Linked DNA regions of Mus musculus: region 2 is linked to region 1. The links are chromatin loops, found by intact Hi-C in ENCODE. Cell type or tissue: heart. All regions are shown on one strand. Links, peaks and the distances in the headings refer to the core of each region. The heading gives the core; the rest is flanking DNA.

The links. Peaks named below come from ENCODE experiments on the same cell type or tissue, not always from the same donor. Only the 100,000 strongest peaks of a DNase experiment are listed, where the experiment ranks them.
Region 2: a loop joins it to region 1, with 3 times the contacts of the local background. A loop is called at or near these places in 8 of 42 quality-filtered maps.

What each region holds. Positions count from the first base shown.
Region 1 is chr17:35,910,366-35,921,339 of GRCm38, forward strand. Mrps18b (mitochondrial ribosomal protein S18B) reads right to left here and starts at 6,075. Exons shown (of 7, transcript NM_025878.2): 1 at 5,927-6,075; 2 at 4,331-4,439; 3 at 4,127-4,224; 4 at 3,969-4,037; 5 at 1,973-2,039; 6 at 1,054-1,113; 7 at 15-591. The coding sequence starts at 5,998. The coding sequence ends at 302. Ppp1r10 (protein phosphatase 1, regulatory subunit 10) reads left to right here and starts at 6,831. Exons shown (of 19, transcript NM_001163818.1): 1 at 6,831-7,351. Mir1894 (microRNA 1894) reads left to right here and starts at 7,524; the gene lies at 7,524-7,604. It overlaps Gm16279 (predicted gene 16279), which reads left to right. Exons shown (of 2, transcript NR_167681.1): 2 at 1-155. In heart, for the core only: a CTCF peak has its summit at 5,976 (motif pointing right); DNase peaks (open chromatin) are centred at 6,116, 6,516, 8,766, 9,096 and 3 weaker places; H3K4me3 peaks cover 4,981 bases; H3K27ac peaks cover 4,208 bases.
Region 2 is chr17:35,862,482-35,873,455 of GRCm38, forward strand. Nrm (nurim (nuclear envelope membrane protein)) reads left to right here. Exons shown (of 4, transcript NM_134122.2): 2 at 958-1,154; 3 at 1,631-1,807; 4 at 2,030-2,919. The coding sequence ends at 2,311. Ppp1r18 (protein phosphatase 1, regulatory subunit 18) reads left to right here and starts at 4,134. Exons shown (of 3, transcript NM_175242.1): 1 at 4,134-6,304. The coding sequence starts at 4,754. In heart, for the core only: CTCF peaks have their summits at 5,229, 7,840 and 9,065 (motif pointing left); DNase peaks (open chromatin) are centred at 3,400, 4,050, 7,190, 7,870 and 5 weaker places; H3K4me3 peaks cover 7,143 bases; H3K27ac peaks cover 6,698 bases.

The DNA.
Region 1 (10,974 bases), core at 1,251-9,250:
AAAGGGAGTCAAGAACGGGTGAAGAGACACAGCTTTATTGTATAAAAGCTGAGCCAGGAGGTTTAAATCAGGGACACACCATCAAGGGCATACACAAGAGTCTCCAGTTTATATGTAAGTCCTCACCAGTTACCCATAAACATCTAGTCCCCCTCAACGTCAAATGTGCTTTGTTCTCTTCATGCCAGCCAGTTCCCTATAGGGTCTGCCACTGTCACAAAACAGAACCCTTTGCAGGACACAGGATACCACGTAGCCCTAGACAGTACTCCCTTGGTCTGACTTCCCCAGGTCACAAGTTCTAAGCACTCTGGGAGCCTGGCTGCTCAATGGAGGATTCTGCTGGTGGTGTAGTGGGCATCTCTGGCATCGACTCAGGTGGCGGGCCACTTTCTTCTAGGAGATTTCCTTGATAGAGTCGGCGAAGGCGAGACAGCTCTCTCTCTGGTGGCTGTTGCCAGCTGTACCATGGGTACCAAGGTTCACCTGACAACAGTGTGGGGGCTGGTGGAGTCACACTGACAGCTCCATGCACAGTACCAAAGTCAGCATCCCGGGGCTCAACCTGGGGGACGTAGTAACTGAGAAGACCTACGGGGTTAAAGGAAATAATGGTGGATGAGGAAGGGCAGGTCAGACTCAAGACAAGAAAAAGGCACTACAAGTCGAGGGACCAGTCATAACCACCAAGCACATTCCAGCAGCGCATACACAGCACACCCTGCCAAGGAGACAGAGAACAGGCAGGGCACTGCATGGGCTCTCCCTCCTCACTCATCCGTGCAAAGGTGCTGTATAAGCCAGGTCAGAACCAAGAAACACAAGACTGTCAAGATTCAGGAGACAGAGTAGTCTGAAGAAGGAATGTTCCTTCCTTGTGTTTCCTGAAAGATCATCTCAATATGTACTCTTAGTAGCCTGGAACCTACAGCTGTTACTTCCGAGTCCAGCAACTCACCCAACGTGGAAAAACTAGGAGTCTGCTGAGTACTTTCTCATAGACATGGGAGCACGTAAGCACCTCAGAAACCCTTGCCCCTTGCTCTCACTTACCACACTCCCTGGCTTTCTGGATGGCCTGGGTCAGCTTCTTGTGCTGCTTCATACAGACCCCTACGGAGAGAAACGTCAACCTGGACAGCGTCCCACACAGCAGCAAGTCTTCTACACAGAGACAGCTGACCATTTAATGCCCCAGGGCCCTGACCTGTATCTGCCTGGATGTCCAGCCACTACAGAGATGTCATGGAATGACAGAGCCTACAGATGGGCCAGAAGATGACTCAATGACAAATGTGGTTAAGGCTGACTTGGAAAATCCACAGAAAAAGATCTTATAAGAAGTGATTTCAAATTAGGGAATGTGACAGAGTAGCAATTATTCCCAGCTCCACTCTGTAGGCTGACAACAAAAAAACTCTGACAAAAGGGACATATCGCCGGGCATGGTGGCACACGCCTTTAATCCCAGCACTCAGGAGGCAGAGGCAGGCGGATTTCTGAGTTCGAGGCCAGCCTGGTCTACAGAGTGAGTTCCAGGACAGCCAGGGCTGTACAGAGAAACCCTGTCACACACACATACACACAAATTTATAGACTGATAGGTGGAAAACTTTACAAGGAAGCAAGCTGTTCACCTTTAAAAAAAAAAAAAAAGGTTGAGCCGGAGTCTATGTAGCCCTGGCTGTCTTGGAACTCACTATGTAGACCAGGCTGACCCCAAACTCACAGTTTAAGGCACGCTTTACCTTTTAAAGTACATTTAGACAGCCCTCACTCCTACAGGGAGGCTCTAAAACTTTAGTCTTTTGTCTACATTTAACTGTTTTATCGTAATGATGGTTCTCATTAAACAAAAACTTCTGTGTGCTATTATTTATAGGAGCTATCAAAGGAATGTCTACCTCCCAACCCCATAATAAGGAGCTCCACGGAAAAACTATAGAAGTCATAACAGGAGGGCCAAGCTAACCTGTGTATGGGGCGTGAAAGATGATACCCGTGTGTGCACAGACAAACTGTTCCAAGAGCTTCACATTCTGCAGGAGAGAGATAAACAAATGTGTGAGGGACTGGTCAAGACCTCTGTAGGCTAAGTGTGTCCCCCTTACACCAACACAGCCCTTTGTGGTAGCACAACCCATCAGAACTTGATGAAAAAGGAACACAGAAGAATGGAGGTTAGGGCCAGCCTTGGCTACATCTTGTTAGGTGTAATCCCAACACACAGGAGGCAGAAGACTATCTTTGAGATCAAGGCCAGCAAGTGCTACCCCCACCCTCCCGGAAAAAGAAAAGCCCAGCAAAGCAAAGACGAAGAGCTAGGGAGTGGTGGCGCACAGCAGTGCGAGGGAGGCAGAGGCAAGTGGGTCTGTGCTTTTGAGTGGAGTGAATTCCAGCACAGCAAGGGCTTTACAGAGAGACCTTGTCTCAAAAGACAAAGAGCCAAAAAAGCCCCCCAAAAAACAAAACAAAACCCTCACAGGGGCTCCTTCCTGCTCTCTGTCTCGCTCACCAATTCATTTCATGCACACATCCTATAATCTGCCAGTTTTGGAGAAGCCATGCTCCTAATGGTCCACCTTTGAGCAAAAATTAGGGATGGCCATCAAGGTCCAGAAATTACCCCAAAATGATGACTATGTAGTAAGTAATGCACTGGGCTGCTGAAGGTTATGGTAAGATACAGTGTGTAACTAAGAGCAACTTAAAAGTTCTAACTGCATCAAACAACCAGACAGACCAGTGCTAGGAGGTGAGGAGTGAAGAAAGCAGACACATCGGTGGAGTTACAGAACTGGCTGTTACGTCTTCACTCGCCCGCCGCGGATCCCAGTCACTGCAACCTGCTCCGTACACACACTGGAAAGGCACTGCGGTCCCCTCTAGGATGTGCTTCAAGGGTGAGCACCCTCCTCAACACTCTGGCATGCCGTATGCCCTGCTTCCTTGATGCACAACCACAGCTTTGGCTCCTCGAGCATCTTTATAATCTTTAGCATTCACTTAGAAGCAAGCCTCATCATTTGGAAGGCTTTTCTGGGGATAGAGGGGTGTGTGTGTGTGGGGGGAGAGAATCTACTGTACTTTTAGCTCCCTTCTTATCTCTGTCCCCTAGCCCCAGGTCCCAGCATCTCAATGGACTCTGGGAGGACAAGGAAATACAGACAACTAAGCAAGGCAGTAGACACCTGGGCCCTCAGAACTCAGGCTGCTGAGACTGTACAGTGAGCTGAGGAGAGCTTGGGATACATAAACAGACCCTGTCTCATAAGAGTAAAATGGAGGAAAGTGTCTGCCCACCCACACAAGACAATATATTTGCTGGTGATTTAACAGATAAATAGGGTCTCTTTCCTTGAACTTTCCCTGTCTTTGGAAGTTTTTCCTTAATAAATTTATTCTTTAAGAAAAAATATATAACCCCCCCCCACACACACACCTAGGTGTGGTCTCAGTTCAGCTGCATAACAAGTCTGAAGCTACCCACTTAGACTGACTCCTACCTTCTCAATTAATCTATGCGCATCATCCCAGTAGAAAGGAGCTTTCTCTTCCTTTCTGTAATACATAGTATAGGTTTATGACAAGGCCTGGAACGTGGAATTCACACTTCTGCTTCCGCCTGCCAGTGTGGGGTTACAGATCTATGTCATCCAAGTCTACTCTAAAATCTGTATCTTCTTTGTTTTTCATGATGAGTTAGTTTCTCTGTGGAGCCCTGGCTATCCTGGAACTTGTTCTGCACACCAGGCAGGGCTTAAACTCAGAAATCTGCCTCACTCCTGCTGGGATTAAAGGTGTGTGCGACCAAATCCAGCTCAAAAGAGGGGTGTTTTCAAAATGGCAACCACTGAAAAATAGGACTGTACAGGTTCAGGGATATGAAGACTGTGAGACACCTCTGACAATCTCGAGCGCCGCGAGGAGGCTACAAATTCTAATTCTGGATAAAAGACTCTCCTTACCCTAAAGTCAACATGCAACTTGTGATCCCGGCAGATTGGGCAAGGATTCCCAGCAACTTTATTGTTACGCTGTAGGGGAGGGAAAAAAGGAAAGAATTTATGATACCTTCTAGGAGGCCTCTTCCCACTCTATTAAGATGAGAACCTTAGAAACTCACAATACATGTCTTTCGGGTCCGCTGTGGTGGCACACCACCTTTGTGGTTGCGGCGGTAGTCAGCCCAAACAGGGCGAGAGCCATAGCGGTTGTGGTATTCTGAAATCAAGACCAGATGAGTTTACTTATGCATGCGAGAGTGGAAGGGGTCTTCTCTAGACACTTCGGGCTGCATCTTCCCCTCCTTTCCCCTAGCCTCAGGCACCTTCTGAATCCAGGTACTTCCAAGGCTCGCTCTCATATGGGGAAACGGGAAGCGAGGATGGAGCATCTTCTTCAGGAGGGCCTCTGGTGCAAAGAGTCTGGAGGGGAACCTAAAAAGGGAGTAAGAGGCTGCAACTATTTGGTTTATCATACACTGGGGACAGAGTTTGGAACGTGTGCACAAAATGTCAGTATAACTCATCAAGAAAATAGCATTTCTGCTATGAAAGTAGCATTTCTGTTGATGCTAAACTGACAACCACTCTACCTAGGGCCCCAAGCTGACCCTGCAGGATAAGCCAACAAGGTAAAAGATGTTAGTGGGATGTGACAATTTAAAAACCTTGGCATACAAATATCTGCGTTTGATGAGCACTGGTTGGTTATGGTGTGAAAAAAATGCCAAACTTTTGGAAATAAGATTGATAATGGCTGTCAAGATGGCTCAGCGGGTAAGAGCAATCCCAGCAACCACAAGGTGGCTCACAACCACCCATGAGCTCTGACAACCCCTTCTGGTGTGTCTGAAGACAACTACGGTGTACTTATGTATAATAATAAATAAATCTCTTAATAAAAAAAAAAAAAAAGAAAAGAAAGCTGGGCGTGGTGGCGCACACCTTTAGTCCCAGCACTCCGCAGAGAGGCAGAGGCAGGAGGATTTCTGAATTCAAGGCCAGCCTGGTCTACAAAGTGAGTTCCAGGACAGTCAGGGCTATACAGAGAAACCCCGTCTCAAAATACCAAAAATAAATAAATAAAAAGAAAACACAAAGATTAATAATGGAGAGCTGGGCATGATTCATACAGATGAGAAAACCCCAAAGTCGCTGCGCTGATCAGTTTCTTAAAATGCTGCAGGTCAACATTCCACAGAGCAAAACAAATTTGCGTCCTAACGCTAGCTTTAAAGCCACCAAGCCTGTTATTACTTCGGTGGTAACCTCTGTCACTACTCTGTAGTCCCATTTTAGGGAGTGGCGTCGAGACAAGCCTTCCTATTCCTCCCTGCCCTGCGGAGAACCTCCAGGGTGGTGAGTACCTGAGGCTAAAGGGCAATCTCAATCCAGAGAGCAGAATGATCTCAAGCATGCTCTGATGGGGAAATGACGTGTGACGAGGTGGAGTAGGACTAGTGTACTTGCTTTTAATTCCATAATCTGGGAGGGAGAGGTAGAAAGCTCAGAAAGTACCTATGAGACCAACCTGGGCTGTCTCCCGAACACCGGGGAAAATCCTTAAAATAGGGTCCTTTGCTAAAAAAAAAACAACAACAACAAAAAAAAACCAAACACGTCCTGGGTGCCACTTCAGGCACCAACGACCTGGTTACAAACTGCCCATTTCCACAGGGGCAACCCCACCATTTAGTTCTTTTGCCTAATGGTAGTCGGGAGACGACGATGATAACCCGTAACCCTGGCTCTGACCCGAACGCTCGGTAGTTAGAAATCGCGCGCCGTAGGGGACGGAGGCTGGTGCAGGGCTGACACGTAGACATGTGGGAAAACCCATGCCCCTTGACTCCTCCTAATGGAAGGAAGATCGAAAGTATAGACACCACGGGGAGGTAGAGAAAACCCCTCCAACGTTTTACCTGAGCTACATAGGAACTTCGTAAGAGTGTAGGAACCAGCTTTAGAAGCGTGTGCCGCAAGGGGGCAGCCATCTTGACGCACACCGGACGTACGGCCTGCCGGAAGAGCGACTGCGCATGCTCGGGACACGCACTAGGGTGGGCCAAGGACACGCCCCGCAATGCGGAAGGCGGCTGCTCACATGTCTAAGGGCGGAAGCGTCAAGGGGCGGGGTCCACAGACGCGAATTTAAACTGCGTCACAATCGAACCAGCCTTCAAAATTGCATTTCTCCCGGACCAGTCACGATGAATCCTAGATTCCATGGTTAGTGTCTAACATGAAAGCAGATTTGATTGCGATTTTAACCAGGGTGCTCCCAGTGCGCATGCGTCGGGCCGTTTCGGCCAACCGAGGGCGACCCCGGGTCGCCGGAGCGGAAGTGGTGGAGGCAGAGGAAAGGGAGGTGCCGGACGCGGCGATCACGCGCTGGCGTAGAGGTGATAGCAAGGAGACGGAAGAGGGGAACCGAGGGAAGGGGGCTTCGGGAAGGTGGAGGAGGGACGTCCAATCCGCGGGCGACCCGGCTCGCACGCTGGCCAATCAGAGTTCGCCTCGCGCACAATGTGTCCCGGCGAGGGCGGTTCTCCATCACGTTAGGGTGCGTTGGGCGGTGGCCGGGTATAAAAGACTCCGCCCGAGCGGGCGGCCGCCATTCTGGGGTTCGTTTAGAGGTAAGTTTGGGTGCTCCGTCGCTTTGGAGGGTAACGTTTTGCCGAGAGCGGGCCGGGGGAACGGGGTGGTTTCGGATTTAATGGGCAGCCACGTTTTTCCCTAATGCGGCTGCGTCCTGCGACAACTTTGAAACGTTTAAAGGCGACCCGTACTGATTACACCTTCCTCCTTTTGTGTTCCTTTTACCCCAGGTTGAATTTTCTCGGAGAAAGACAGGCCGGCCATCAGGAAAACAAACAAGCCTCAGCAACATCTAAACCCTTGAAAGGATCCTGAGAGGGGGGAAAGGGAAATCAGCCACCAGCCCAACCACTCGTGTCTTCTGCCCCTCCCCACCTATCTTGCCCACCCCACCAGCCCACGCTGCTTGGGACTTGAGATCTGTGGCCGAAGGACCGTCACCACATAACTTCAAAAATAATCAACCACCTTCCCTGCCCAAACCTACCCAATCTCACTCATCCAGCATTTCCGTTTTGGAATCCACTCAGACTTTTTTTTTCAACGACCCCCTCTCCCTAAATGGAGTTGGGCGGGGGGGAAATGAAAACTGAGTTGGTCTTTACTTTTTTTAAAAGAGACTTTTTGATCCAATGAGGCCCCACAAGTAACTGAGTTTGGGTCCTGGTTGGTTGCTTTATTTTTTTTCCTCCAAAATTTTACCCCTCCCCCCTGAGCCCGAGGTGCTGACGTCGCAAAAAAATTGGATAGTAAGTGTCGAATTTTCAAAAACCAGCCTTGAACAAGAAATCAACGTTTCCCGTTGTGAAACCAAAAATAATGAGAGGAAGAAATGAGACCATAGAACAAATGTAGAGTACTGGAGAGAAGGACCAATCGGGTCTCTTAAATCTCCATTAAAGGTCCTGTGGGTCTAAACAGTCTTTGTTCTCTCTCCCCTACCACCTGCCTCTTCCCTGCTGTGGAGCAGGCAAGGGAGAGGGTGAAGGGAGGGCCAGCCAGTGAGGATTTTGACGGTTAACCCTTGATAATCCAGCAGATTTCCAGACTGCCAGAGCATAAGCCTTTGCGATAATAAGGAGGAATGGTTACCTTCCTCTGGTTAGCAGTCTTCAAAAGGGTTAATGAGCTCACATACAAAAGATGGTGGATCTTGTGGCCCAGAAGTCCCACTTCTTTGTGTGTGAGACAAGCAGAACGCCTTTCAATTTGCCAGATTAATAAGCAATCTGTACATAAAGATTGCAGGGTAAGGAGATGGGCAGAGAAATATTAGCTGGCTATGTCTTTAAAGTGACTGTTAAATCCTCTCTATTTTAATGTAATTTGCTTGGGATATATTGTGTGGTTAAAATAGGTGGCAATCTAGGAATAAAGATTGCAAGACACTTAAATTTAGGGCAAAAATCATAGTAACAAGTACATACAATAACATTTGGGGAGGTAAAGAATGTCTTGTGATTGTTTCAGCTTGCATAGGTTATTTAAAGGCAAAAGTGATTAACATTTTAACTTGATACTTTTTTAGTGGGTGGTGGATACAGCTAAGAGGGTGGAAAGGTTGGGAAATGTGGAACTCAGGAGTATAATTTTAAAAGCCATTAGTGCATTTGAATGCTATCTTTCTAGAAGATTGTGTCGTTAAAAGATTTTTTTTTTCCTCCCTGCTTCAAATATGGCGACTTTTCCTTGCTTGTCCTTTTGTCTTGCAAGCGGCGTTGCAGGTTGTGTCTTGACCCATTTTTCTCCTGTCCTCCCCCCTCGGTCCTATTTGTTGAGGGGTCCAAGTCCTACCACTTGGCTTTTGTAGGGAGGATTGGGATGGTCGGCGGTAGTAAGTTGAATTTTAGTTGCAAATTCAGATTCTTATCCCGCAGAAAATTGTATATTAATTGATTTTATTTTCAGTAATAGGCTCTTAAACTGATTTAAGATAGGTCAAGTTGAGGGTGGTGGTCAGAGGGATGGCTTCTGTTTGTTTTTTGTTTTTGTTTTTTTAACTTAGTGCCTTACAGTGTTAAGTAAAGCTACCGGCAGATCTGCCCGGCCTTTTAAATTTTGAATCTTCTCCATAACAAAATGGCGTCCCTCTCCTTTGTTTTTCTCCTTTGCCAGTCAGCTTAGGGCTTCCCTAGACGCTTGGTCAAGGGGGTGGAGCCACCGTGAAAGGTGATGTAATCAGCTTGCTTCCTCTGAAGACTCCGCCCCCAAGCAGCTGTCTTCTCTCCCTTTGCAGATTGCTGTTGGGGAGAATACGTTTTGGGTTTTTTTTTTTTTTTTTTTTTTTCTTGTTTCTTTTATCTTATATGATAAATCTTCCAGGGATAAAAGCTTAATGAGCACTAGGGATGGAGGCTGTCCAGGTCCTTGTGTATGTAGCTCTAGGTTTTGTGTTAAAAGTCAGCCCATTGCCTTGGTTTCACCTTCCACTCATCACAACTGCTTGGACCTATTCCGTGCTTCAGTGGACAGGGGTGGAAAAAAGCTCAACCCCGACTGCTTTAGAGAGACTTGGGCAAGACGCAGGGCCTGAGGGAACTGCAGTGTGCCATGCTGTTCAGGAAGGGTCCTTACACTACCTGGGTATTGGTTGCTTTGTAACAGTCTGGGGAAAGGGTGGGTACTGGTAGGACTTTCTTGTAAACCATCCTTATTCTCACCTCTCAGTTTGGGGATAAACTCTTTGTGCTCAGTGCCATCACCTGCAGTTGCTTAGTTCCTGTATGTTGGCACTAGGATGAGAAGTGAATCTTTAGGAAAGGAGGCTGCAGTTTAAACTCGAGGCAGGGGGAGTCAAGCTACGGTTTCTGGTAAGCAAAACATTTCTGGTATTACATTTCACAACCTTTCTTTTTCCCAAAGAGCCACCTTTTCGAATTTCTTTTTTCCTTCCTTCCTAAAAAGAAATTCTGTTAAAGCATCGAGGAAAGGAATGTCCTCTTTTCCTCCCTGCTGAGTGCTGGGGCTGCCGTGCATGTTGCGAGCCACGCCCTCCAGGGCAGTATTGGGTGTCTGGTTCTTTATCTCTTTCCCCAGCTTTTTCAAAGTCAAGTCTTTGACAGTTTCTTCATATACTTTTCATTTTTTATTTTAAGTCCTGGGTGGAGTTTCTAGACAGAGTTTATAAGCCTTTTGTCCTGCTGTCCTACCGTGACTTGGGTACAGCAGGGCTCATTTTCTGCTGGGTGTGGATTCTCATTATTGCTTGGACTTCTGATTGAATGGGAGGGCCTCTTCCACATGTCTATTTACCACACGTCTTTTTTATCTTTTAAGCAGTTTGCCAGGTGCCTCTGCAGTGCACCTACCTTGGGATCTGAATAGTCCACCACTGGGTCCTGATGTCTAGTGAGCAGGGATTAGTAAAAAGGCCTTAGGTGGGAGGTGAAAAATGCAAGGCTCTCTATTTCTAGGGAACCTTGGAGAACCTGAGTCTTACAGTGGCCAGAATTCTAGGGCCAGGGTGGTGGATGTAATTTTGTGTCTTTATTGAAAGCCAAATACTTTAAGAAGTTTAAAAGATTTTCAAAATAAAGGTGAGGGAAGCACAGGGCCTCACCATGCAAGGTGACCCACTTGAGACAGTCCACTCACTGTCATAACAGGAAGCTCTTGAGACACTGAGGGAAGACAGCCCAGGGCAGAACAAAGAAGAGCTGGCGCTTCTTTTCCCTCTTGTTAGAAGACTTTTTTAAAAAGTAGCCTGGCTTGCATGGACCTTGTTTTCTGAACAGCTTCAGGATGCAGTTGTGGTAGATGTTTAGTGACTAGCCAGGATTGATGGTTTCCCACCATTTTAAACCAAGTAACCCTCAACTCAAATTCACTTTGAAGTTGGATAGGAATTTAGGATCTTTAGTAAGAAGTGTAGAACATTCCCCAGCACTTAGAAGGTGGAGGTACGTCCATCACAGGAGATGTTCCCTTGTCTCCGTTTGTCTGTGCCCTTCATGGAGATTAGCAGCTGGCTAACATAAAAAAAGAAAAAGAAAAAGAAAACATGACCTGAGTTCTTTATGGTTACAGCAAGTTTCCTCAACTTGTAACTCCAGAGCAGGAGCGGGGAATACTTGAGCGCTATCCCTGCCCACTATGGTCACAGCATTATTGGGCCTTCACCACAGACCTGCTCCAAGCATGATGGATTCTTTGTTCCCACTGGAAGACCTTACAGTTTGCCTGTGAAAATAAGAGACCTAGGTTGTAAGGACCTGGGGTCCCTTATAAGGAGTAAATAATACTGAAGAAAAGGCACTGAGAACATTCACATTTTACTGTGAGGAGACAAGTTCAGCCATCCTGCCCAGTGTACATAACAGTGGGAAACAGCATCTTAACATTCCTGTTTTGTCCCCAGCTTCCTTGGCTATTG
Region 2 (10,974 bases), core at 1,855-9,854, 47 kb before region 1:
CTATTACAGATGGTTGTAAGCCACCATGTGGTAGCTAGGAATTGAACTCAGGACCTCTGGAAGAGCAGCCAGAGCAGCCAGTGCTTATTGAGGGGGGAGGGGGGAGACAGGGTTTCTCTGCATAGCCCTGGCTGTCCTGGAACTCACTGTAGACCAGGCTGGCCTCGAATTTAAAAATCCACCTGCCTCTGCCTCCTAGCCAATGCACTCTCTCTCTTTCTCTCTCTCTCTCTCTCTCTCTTTTTTTTTTTTTTTGGTTTTCCAAGACATGGTTTCTCTGTGTAGCCCTGGCTGTCCTGGAACTCACTCTGTAGACCAGGCTGGCCTCCAACTCAGAAATCCACCTGCCTCTGCCTCCCAAGTCCTGGGATTAAAGATATGCACCACCACTTCCCTGCTCTAGCCAGTGCTCTTAACCGATGAGCCATCTCTCCAGCCCTATCTCCCACATATTCTTGGGACATAGTTGTTTTTTTTTTACAGAGACCTGAGGCAAACCAAGAGGTTCGATGGCTCACCTGGAACTGGGGTTATAGATAGCTGTGAGCTGCCATGTAGATGCTGAGAACCAAGCTGGGTCCTCACAGCAAGTGTTGTTAACCACTAAGACTCTCTGGGGATTCTTCTGTCCCTGCCTTCCCAGCACTAAAATTACTGGCACACACCACCATGCTGGGCTTGAATTCAGGTCCTCGGGCTTATACAACACTACATAGACTGAGCCATCTCCCCAGCCCTCCCACCTTGTTTTTAAAGGTGACCCTACCTAAAAACCTTCCCCAGGAGGAGGCCTAGAGAAGATGGAAGATTGAAGGAACAGCAGAGTGAACTGGGAATGGCCTTGACAAGATCTTGAAAGCATCAGGGGCTTGACATAGAGCTTCCAAAGATGTGGTTAGGGGAATGTCCTAGCCATCTTAACTGGCCTTTTGTCCCTTTCCTTCCCAACTCCCTCAGATGCCCGCCACGGGTGGTTGGCTGCCCTGCAGGACCGGAGCATTCTTGCCTCCTTGGCTTGGGATCTATGTCTGCTGCTACTGTTTGTGGTACAGCACAGCCTTATGGCGACTGAGGCAGTGAAGGCGTGGACATCCCGGTACTTTGGCGTCCTTCAGAGGTCGCTCTATGTGGCGTGCACAGCCCTGGCCTTGCAGGTATGAGGCCTGGCCAAGGGAGACTGGTGGAACCGAAAGAACATGCAGAGCTCAGCCTCCATCCCTCCTGGGCATATTCTCCTATCAGCAAAGCTGTATATATTTGACATTCCCCAGCACACTAAGAGAGTCTCACCTTTGCAACATTGTTCATGTTTTATTGCTTCAGCTCTGAATTCCTCCCGGGTTCTTATCCTACAACCTCCCTAGGCCTCACAATAGCACTTGTCTTCCAGTTGGTATTCTCATGGATGTTTGGCATAGGCTAGTTGAGTGATTATTATCCACCAGCCCCCATCCCGTCCAGTCTCCAAAAAATCCTGTGTAGGGATGGGCCATCTTCATGTCCTTGGTACCCCTCCCAGAACCCTCCACATGGTAAATATTTACTGTTTATACCTGTCGGAAAGAGTCCTCGTAGGTTATTGTGGGGCAAGGGAGACCACTGGTGTGCCCAGTCTCTCATCTTTCCCCAGTTGGTGATGCGGTACTGGGAGACTACACCCAGAGGCCCAGTGTTATGGGAGGCTCGGGCTGAACCATGGGCCACCTGGGTACCTCTCCTCTGCTTTGTGCTCCACGTTGTTTCCTGGCTCCTCATCTTTAGCATCCTTCTGGTCTTTGACTACGCTGAACTGATGGGCCTCAAGCAGGTGAGAATCCCACACCCCTACGTGAGATCTGCGTCTGCAAGTCTCTCCCTCCTGAACTCTTCTGACTTCTCTCGGCTTTGTAGTGCCTCTGTTTTCCTCCAGCTTGCCTTAAAGGAGAGTGACTGTAGGTCTCCTGGGCTTTGAGGGTGGATGCTGGGAAGAGGACGGAGGCAACTGAGATAGAGGGCTTGACTTTGAGTTCCGTGATGTTCTCTCTTCCAGGTTTATTACCATGTGCTGGGACTGGGCGAGCCCCTGTCCCTGAAGTCTCCTCGGGCTCTGAGACTCTTTTCCCACCTTCGACACCCAGTGTGTGTGGAGCTGCTGACTGTGCTGTGGGTGGTCCCCACCTTGGGCACCGATCGGCTCCTCCTGGCTCTTCTCTTTACCCTCTACCTGGGCTTGGCTCATGGGCTTGACCAGCAAGATCTCCGCTACCTTCGGTCTCAGCTACAAAGAAAACTCCACCTTCTCTCCAGACCTCAGGATGGGGAAGCAGAGTGAGGAGCTAGTTCTAAGCCCTGAATTTACTTCCCACCTCAAAATCAAATCCCTTAGTATCCAGACGGAGTTTGCTTCAGACCGCGGAGGAGGTTGGAAGTCATGCCCTGAAGGGGCTGTGCCCTCTCCTGCTGGAGAACTCAGTTCCTGAATCTTGATCCTGAATTCTTATTCAAAGTTTCCTCCACTGGTCTTCAAGATCCGCCTCTCACCAGCCAAGAATGGTTACAAAACTCATGAGTCTCCTTTTCTCTTAGAGCATGACCTCCACACACACTGGGTCAGTTCACACAGGGGAGCACCTCAGCTCACACTGGGGAGCACTCACTCCCCTGGCACTGTTATTGGCTCTGCACCTCAGGGATTCCCTTCCATGTTTCCACCTCAGGGAGCTATGTCAGGGCCTATCTGAAAGTTTATAAGTAGTGGCTCTTTTGTACCGCGGCTGTGCTTCCTCCCCACTCCTGCCTTAGTTTCTCCTTAGGTCTTTCCCTACAGCTCTGTGTGGTCTCCTAAGGCGACGTCTCCCGATTTTAACTCGGGTTGACTCAGGGCTCCCTGCTCTCCCAAAGGATATGCGCTGCAGAAAAAATAAAATTTTATACATATGATATCCACTTGTCTGTCCATGACTCTCAAGCCGCAGAACCAATTGTGGGAAGGAAGATGAGACCTAGTTTTTGCGGTGATAGCCGAGCACTCTAAAACGATCGCAAGGCTGGGGCCACACCCCATGGACCCGCCCCATCTCTCAGTCGTCCAGTCCTGTTCCCTCCAAATATTAGTTTCTCCGCGTATAAATCAGGGAACCCACGGGAGACAGAATAACTCTCTGGGAGGAGAGCGAACTCCCAAAGCCATTTTGCCTCAGACCCCAGGGCCTGGCAGCCGCCTTCTCTGCCACGGTAACAAAGACTGGCTAGGGAAAGAAAAAGCGTGGGGAGGAGCGGCGAGAGATGGGAAGGGCGGGTCCGACTCCAAGCAGCTGCCGCTTCCTCCCCATGTCCCTCAGGGGGCCTGAGTCACGGGCCGCCGCCCCGGGTCGGCCAGCTGGAGAAGTGGGTCTGGACACCCCGCTTCTTCGGGGCTGCAAGGAAGGAAGCGGGTGAAGGTCTCTGGAGACAGACAACGGAGAGCGAGGGGATAGCCACAGCAAGAGAGAAGTCCCACCAGAGTCCACGCGGGAAGGAGGGCAGCGAAGCCCCGCCCTTCGCCGGGCTCCTCCCTGCGCCCCCTTCCCTCGCCCCATTGTCCGTAGACAAAGCGGTCGCCGCCCCCGCCTGGCCCCCAGTCTGCGTCTCCGTCCCTCCTCTTAGGCTCCCTCTTCCCTCCTCCTCTGTTTCCCTCCCTCCCTCCGGATCTCCCTTCGCCTCTCTCCTCCTCTTCCTCTCTCCCGACGCCTGACTCCACTGCACCTCCTCCTAGGGACCCCGAGGCGTGTAAGTTGACTATGTGGCTCCCACTTTAAGAGAAGTGCCTCCTGGCTCCAGATCTTCCCTGGAGTGTCTCCCCTTTTGCATAGATTGTCCCTTCAGTTCCCTCTGGTGCACAACCCTTTGGGTCAAGGTCCCCTGAGAGCCGGCTCCCTGGTTGGGGAAGACAGCAGAGGCGTGATGTGGGTCCTCGTCGCGCCCGAGTTCTGGAGCGTATCCGGTGGGGAGGCCGGCGAGATTGTAGGGACTGAACGCGGCTGGACGCCAGGGTTCTGGGAATGTACGGGGCTGCACACTTGCTCGGGTACCAAAAGTCCCCAAGGAGGGTATTTCCCCTGACCCGCCTCGGGGGCGGGAAAGACAGTGGGGTAGGGGCCGGACTGAGGGGCGGGGCCGAGCGCAGCCGGGAAGGCAGCCGGGAGCTGCGGGGGCCCCGTGCGAAGAGGCGCCGGCGCCCTTGCCTGTTTCCCGGTCTCCCCTTCTACCCTGGACCTCTGCCCTCTACATCTGTCCTCACCTCCTCACCTCCTGCCCGATCTCCTCGCCCTTCGCCGTCTGGTTCCCTGTTCTTCCCGTTTATCTCCCCCTGCGTACCGGGGGAGGCAGTCTTGACTGAATCCGCTCACTTCTCAGCCCCGGCTCCTCCGGCTCCTCTCTCTCTCCTGCTTTTCCTCTCTCCCCTTTCTTATATCTTAGGGACGGTCTGGTGCCCACAAACCCCAATCTAGCTCTGCCTCTGCCCGGAATCTCGACTCTTCCTCTCCCACTATCCCCACCCCCAACTTGGCACCCAGCTTTTCTCTTCAGTTTTTCAGTTCCTGACTCTTTTGCTGTCCTTCCTTTCACGGCCTTCCTCTATCTTCATTCTTAATTCCACTGTCCCCTCCTGCCCTTCTTCGTCCCTTCCCGCATCACTTCCTCCCCCAACCCCCATTCTCAGTCTCCGGGCTCCTCTGAAGCTTACCCTTCCTGTTCCTGTCCCCCAATACTCTCTCCTTCACTTCCAGTGACCATGACCGCTATCCCAGATTGGAAGCTACAGTTGCTAGCCCGGCGGAGGCAGGAGGAGGCAGCGGTTCGTGGCCGCGAGAAAGCAGAACGGGATCGCTTGTCCCAGATGCCAGCCTGGAAGAGGGGAATCCTGGAACGACGCAGAGCCAAGTTGGGCCTGCCTCCTGGAGAGGGGAGCCCTGTGCCTGGGAATGCTGAGGCTGGACCTCCAGACCCAGATGAATCTGCTGTCCTTTTGGAGGCTATTGGACCAGTACATCAGAATCGATTCATCCAACAGGAGCGACAGCGGCAGCAGCAACAGCAGCAGCAGCAGAGAAACGAGGTGCTTGGTGATAGGAAGGCTGGGCCTCTGGAGGTTCTAGAAAGGAGATCAAGTCCTGGTAATTTAAGAGATCAGAGTCCTAAGGGAAGAGAGTCCAGAGAAGAGAGGCTAAGTCCCCGGGAGTCCAGAGATAGGAGGCTGGTGATAGGGGGAGCCCAAGAGTCAAGTTCGAGGTCTCTTCGAGACTGGAGGCAGAGCCCAGCAGAGGCCAGAGACCTGAGTTCCAGACCAGCAGAGGCTCAGAAATGGAGGCTGAGCCCTGGAGAAACTCCAGAGGAGAGTCTGAGATTAGCGGGTTCTGGAGATGACAGTCCCAAGAGAAAGGAGGTGTTGGAAAGCATTCTGAGCCCTGGGGAGCCTGGTGACCAGAAGGCCAGCCCGACAGATGTCCATAAATGGAATCTTGACTCAAGAGAACCCCAGAAACAGAGCTTGATACAGCTGGAGGCCACAGAGTGGAGGCTGAAGTCCGGTGAAGAGAGGAAAGACTACTTGGAAGGGTGTGGGAGAGAGGAAGAGAAATTGAGTTCAGGGATTGTTCCGGTGACAAAGGAGGTTCAAGACATCACCTCGAGCGAAGTGGAGACTGCTGAGCAGAGACCCACTGAAAGCTGGAAATGGACCCTAAACTCTGGGAAGGCTCGAGAACGGACGACCTGGGACATAGATACACAAACTCAGAAGCCAGATCCTCCAGCATCTTCAGAGAAGCACCCAGGACCTTCTGGTATGGAGGCTGAAGAGGAGGCTGAGAAGGAGGAGGCGGAGGCTCAGAGCAGGCCTCTGAGAGCCCAGCAGAACCTCTGCTCTGGGCCCTCCCCCCTCCCACCAGAGCACTCTGGGACGGAAGGCTCCAGACAGCAGGAAGAGGAAGCGGCAGAACCCCGGCCCCCAACACCAGCCCCTCTGTCTCCCCCACCCTCGGCCCCAACTGCCCCCCAACCCTCTGGGGATCCCCTCATGAGCCGTCTGTTCTATGGGGTGAAACCAGGACCGGGGGTGGGGGCCCCCCGCCGCAGTGGACACACCTTCACTGTCAACCCACGGAGGTGTGCGCCCCCTGCCAGCCCAGCCCCTCCAGTCAACCCTGCTACAGCTGATGCTGCAGGGTCTGGATCTGGGAAGAAGCGGTACCCAACTGCAGAGGAGATCTTGGTGCTGGGGGGCTACCTCCGTCTCAGCCGCAGCTGCCTTGTCAAGGGGTCCCCTGAAAGACATCACAAACAGGTAAGAGAGCTACCATGCCTGACTGGGTAGAAGTCTCTTTCTAGTTCTGACTGGATGGCTTTTTTATATGTGTGTGTTCTTGTCTTCTATTCTTTTTATTCCTGCCGACTCCCTTCCTCCCCCTGCACACACCCTTCCTCTGGGTAGCCTTCCTTTGCCATTCATTTTGGAGCCCCAAGGATTCTGTTCTGCACTCAACTGCTGTGTTGGGGTGTGTCGTTTTCGGGTGTGCCCTGCCTGTTTCTTCTTTCCCCACTCTCTCGGTCCCCTCTCCTTTTCTTCCTCTGGGCTTTTGACCCAGTTAACCCTCTGGTAAGAGAGAAAAGATAACGTACCTGTGAAGGCGTGTGAAAATAACCCAGGGGGACAGAGAAGGTTGACGGAGAAGTTCAGGGAAGTTGGAATGAAGGTCTCAGCCCCAGAAGGAGGAGGGGGTCAAAGCTAATGGAGGACATTCCAGAACAGAGGTGGGGGGTGGGTTGGGGTGATGGAACAGAGCTGGCTGAAGGAAGAAGGAGTTTAGACCCCAAGTCGGCCCCCACTCCTGGCAAGAAGAGGCCATTTGAAGTGGGTGACTTCAGGGTTGCCTACCCCTCCCCCCAAACTGGGCAAATGTTAGACAGTGCTTCCTTCTCTCTAGGGACAAGAAAAGCCTTCTCTTCCAAAATATCCCAGTCCCTTCCCCCATCTTTCCTCCCTGGGCTTCCCCTCCCCCCACAGAACTGTCTCAGCCTCGGGGGTTTTTTCCCCCTCTGTTCCTGCTACCCTGGCCTCTCCCTCCCCTGGGGTAGAAACAGAGAGAAGTTCTTTTGCGCTGAGCTGAGAGCTGCAGAGCTGCGACTGGTTCAGGCACTGTGAGAGTTGGGGGCGGGGTGGGGTGGGGTGGGGCTGAGGCCAGCAGAGGGTCAGAGGTTAGGCTGAAATGCAGACATGCAAGGAAGCACTGGATAGGGTAACTATTCCCTTTGGCTCCGGCCCAGCACCTTCCTGATATGTACCAATAGTTTTCCTAAGTCAAAAAATCTCTGAGGAGAGACAGTGCTACAGTCAGACGCCTCAGACCAGAAGGCCCTCCACACAACACAAATCTTCCCAGGGCCTGGCAAGCCTGTCTCACCCTTCTTTCATGTGTTTGTGTGTGTGTTCAGTGTCAATAGGCCACCATGAGGACCAAAGATCAGGGCTAAGCTCATGAGTCACTTGGTTCCTCCCAGTTCATCTTTTTGTTGTTTTTAATTCATGTACAAAGTGTCCATTTTCATTATCCTATTCTTGAACGTGACTTTTCTTCCCCTGCCTCTGTCTGGGTTATTGGCTCTCTCTTCTCAGGGCTGGGCAGCTAGAAAGGACAGAGGACAGGAAATTCTCTTAGGGTGAGGTGTTCTGAAAAGTCACTTCCTACTGAGGCTGGCTGTGGCTTTGGAGACTGAGCAGAGGGAGACACAAGGCTTTGTGGCTCCTACCTAGGAACCATCTGGGGGAAGCCAAGGAGCCTAGTACAGAGCAGGACCTGTGCTGGTGACCGTACCTAGGTCATCCAGTAGGAGGGGCGGAAGCAGACCTTCCAAACAGGAAGCCTGGGGTGGGGGCCCGGAAGGCTGGTAGCACTGAGTGGGAACACTGGGCCCAGGCCCCGAAAGAACTACTCAGGATGTGGTGAGAGAATCAGGAAGCAGCTACACTGGGGTGGGGGTGGGGGTGGGGAAGAGGCTGCACAGTTCCCTAGACCTGACCATTTACCTCTTCCTCTCTGAGTCTCCATCCTCACCGCTCAGTTCTCTGTCTGTGCAGCCTCAGCAAGGATTACTGTGCCTTGCGCTGGCTCTATTCCAACCCTTACCACCATCCCTCACCTTCCCTAAGTAGTTCCTTTTCTGGCTACTTCTATCAAACCTGCCATCATGACAGACACCACCCCAGTCCTTTGGGGGGGGGGGGTGCTGTAGCTGGTGCTTTTGCCCAGCATCCTCTCTGGCTGGAGACCTTCCCCTCCTTCCCCGGCCCCCTGGTGACCTTATATAGCTGATGAGAGGATCTAGTGAGTCACTTCCCTCTCTGCCCGCCCCTAATTCGGGTTATGCATTCCTAAGAAGCCCAGTCAGAAACTGGGGGGTGGTGAAACAAAGGGGGGGGACGACGACACAGAAGTCTATGGAGTAGGTAAAATGAATTCCTTCACAGAACAGATGATAAACTGCAGAGGCTGGAGAAGGGAGCTTAGGAAGAAAGGAGAATGAACTAGAAATTCGGCTAAGTCTGTCAACAGCAGAACCAGTAAGGGTTCCTTTTCAGATACTGAAGTTTGAGCCATCTGGTGGCCGCCCCTCGCTTCTCTGGGCATTTTCCATAGACTTGGTTCTTTGTTGGTTGTTGGAACCAACCAACCTTAGCTGATGTCCAGACAGACCCTTATCTTATGACATGTGACAACTGTGTATATGAATAGTCGGTACAACGCAGCCTTCTGCACCAAGGGTTATTCTTGATTTCAACCAAGCACAGGCCAAAAATATTCAAGGCCCTCCAGGAGGGTGGCATGGGCTTGAAATTCCATCTATGGATGCCAAGTTCAAGACCAGCCTGGGCTGCTTAGTCAGCTCTATTTTCAGAAATAAAAACAAAACAGAACAGAACTAGAGAGAGATGGCACAGCCATTAAGAGCACTTGCTGCTCTTGCAGGGAACCTGGGTTCAGTTCCTAGCACCTATATCCTCCTCAGAATCCTCCACCCCAGTTTCAGGGTATCTGATGCCCTCTGCTGGCCTTCTTAGGCACTGCATGTACATGGTGCATATAGTTACAGGCAAAACACCAAGTCGATGATGATGATGATCTTGAAGGTACATGGAGGACCTGTGTAAGTTGTATGCAATTTACTTATGTATCTTATATAAGGGACTTGAGGACACTGGCATTTTGTGTGAAGATGTCTTACTACAGACTCCCCCCCCCCCCCCCAGATATTAAGAGAGGTTGTGTCTCTGTAGTGGGTTAGAAGTGGGTGAGTGGGCTGGTGAGATGGCTCAGTGGGTAAGAGCACCCGACTGCTCTCCCGAAGGTCAGGAGTTCAAATCCCAGCAACCACATGGTGGCTCATAACCATCTGTAACAAGATCTGACGCCCTCTTCTGGAGTGTCTGAAGACAGCTACAGTATACTTACATATAATAAATAAATAAATCTTTAAAAAAAAAAAAAAAAGAAGTGGGTGAGTGATTATGGAAATATTGGTACAAGGGTGCATGTAAAATGGTCAGGACACAGAGCAGGATGCAGATGTGGCAGCTTCTGAACAGGATGCTCTGGAGGCCCCTTCCAGCCAGAGGGGACAGTCAACACAGAGGCCTGGAGGCAGAAGCAAATATCACCCAGTTGCATTTGGTTAGGCTTTGGATTTTGTTCAAAGCGAGGTGAAATAAACCATTGCAGAATACTGGGTGCTGATGGTGGTGCATGCCGCATTTGTGAGGTAGAGGCCAGCCTGGTCTACTGAGCCAGATCCAGGAAGCTAGGGCTATACAAAGAGAAACACTGTCTTAGAGAAAGAAGGGGGCGGGGGGGGGGGGGAGGGAGAGCCAAGAAGAGTTAGAGGAGGAGGAGAAGCAGCAGCAGCCACTGCAGGATTTGGACCCAAGGAGTGACACATACAGTCTTGGGTACCCTGCTTTCCTTAGGGACCAAGTTGTCCCCTCTCATCAGCCCCTTGCAGCCATGCTGTAGTTCACGTGGAGGCTCTGGAATGCTGGGTCACAGATGCCCTGGACAGATCACCTGGAATCCCTTTCTGTTTGTCTTCCTAAACCCCTGGGATTACAGAGTTAATCCCACAGCGTCCCAGAACTCCTTAGGAGGGCAAAGGGGAAGGATGCGAAGACAGCCTGTTTTGGGGGGATTTCTGGCTTTCTCTGACCTCTGTTTTTGTGAGTACCCTGTGGGCTGCTCTCCATTCCTACCCAGTGTTTGCCTGGACTTGGCTCTCTATCTTTGTCAGTTCCATATTCCAGGGACTCTTCTGTATGTTGAACATCCCTTGGCTTGTCCAAACCTTTCTGTTGTCTTATCCATTCCTGAATCTGGAGTGCCCATCTCACTTCAGGTTGGTTGGTTGGCTGGCTTGTATACTACCTCTGCATCACAGCAGCGAAGGAAAGAGACCCTAATTCTGCCTTACTTACCCAGTCCTTGCCATGGCAAAATCTCTCTCTTTTTTTGTGGTTGTGTGGGTATGTGTGTGCTTATTTTTTTTAAAGACTTATTTATCTATTTATTTATCTTATGTGTATGAGTACACCATCACTCTCTTAAGACACACCAGAAGAGGGCATCAGGTCCCATTTACCGATGGTTGTGAGCCACCACATGGTTGCTGGGATTTGAACTCAGGACCTCTGGAAGAGCAGTCGGTGCTCTTAACTGCTGAGCCATCTCTCCAGCCTGTGTGTGCTTATTTTTAAAGACAGGGTCTCTATGTAGATCAGGTTGGCCTCAGACTGGTCACCTCCCTCCATCTGAATGTCAGCTTTTTTTTTTTTTTTAATTTATTTATTTCTTTATTATTTTGTGTGCACGGGTGGTTGGCTGCATGTCTGTGTGAGAGTGTCTGAGGAACTGGTGTTATAGACAGTGGTGAGCTGACATATAGGTGCTGAGAACTATAGTTACAGATGGT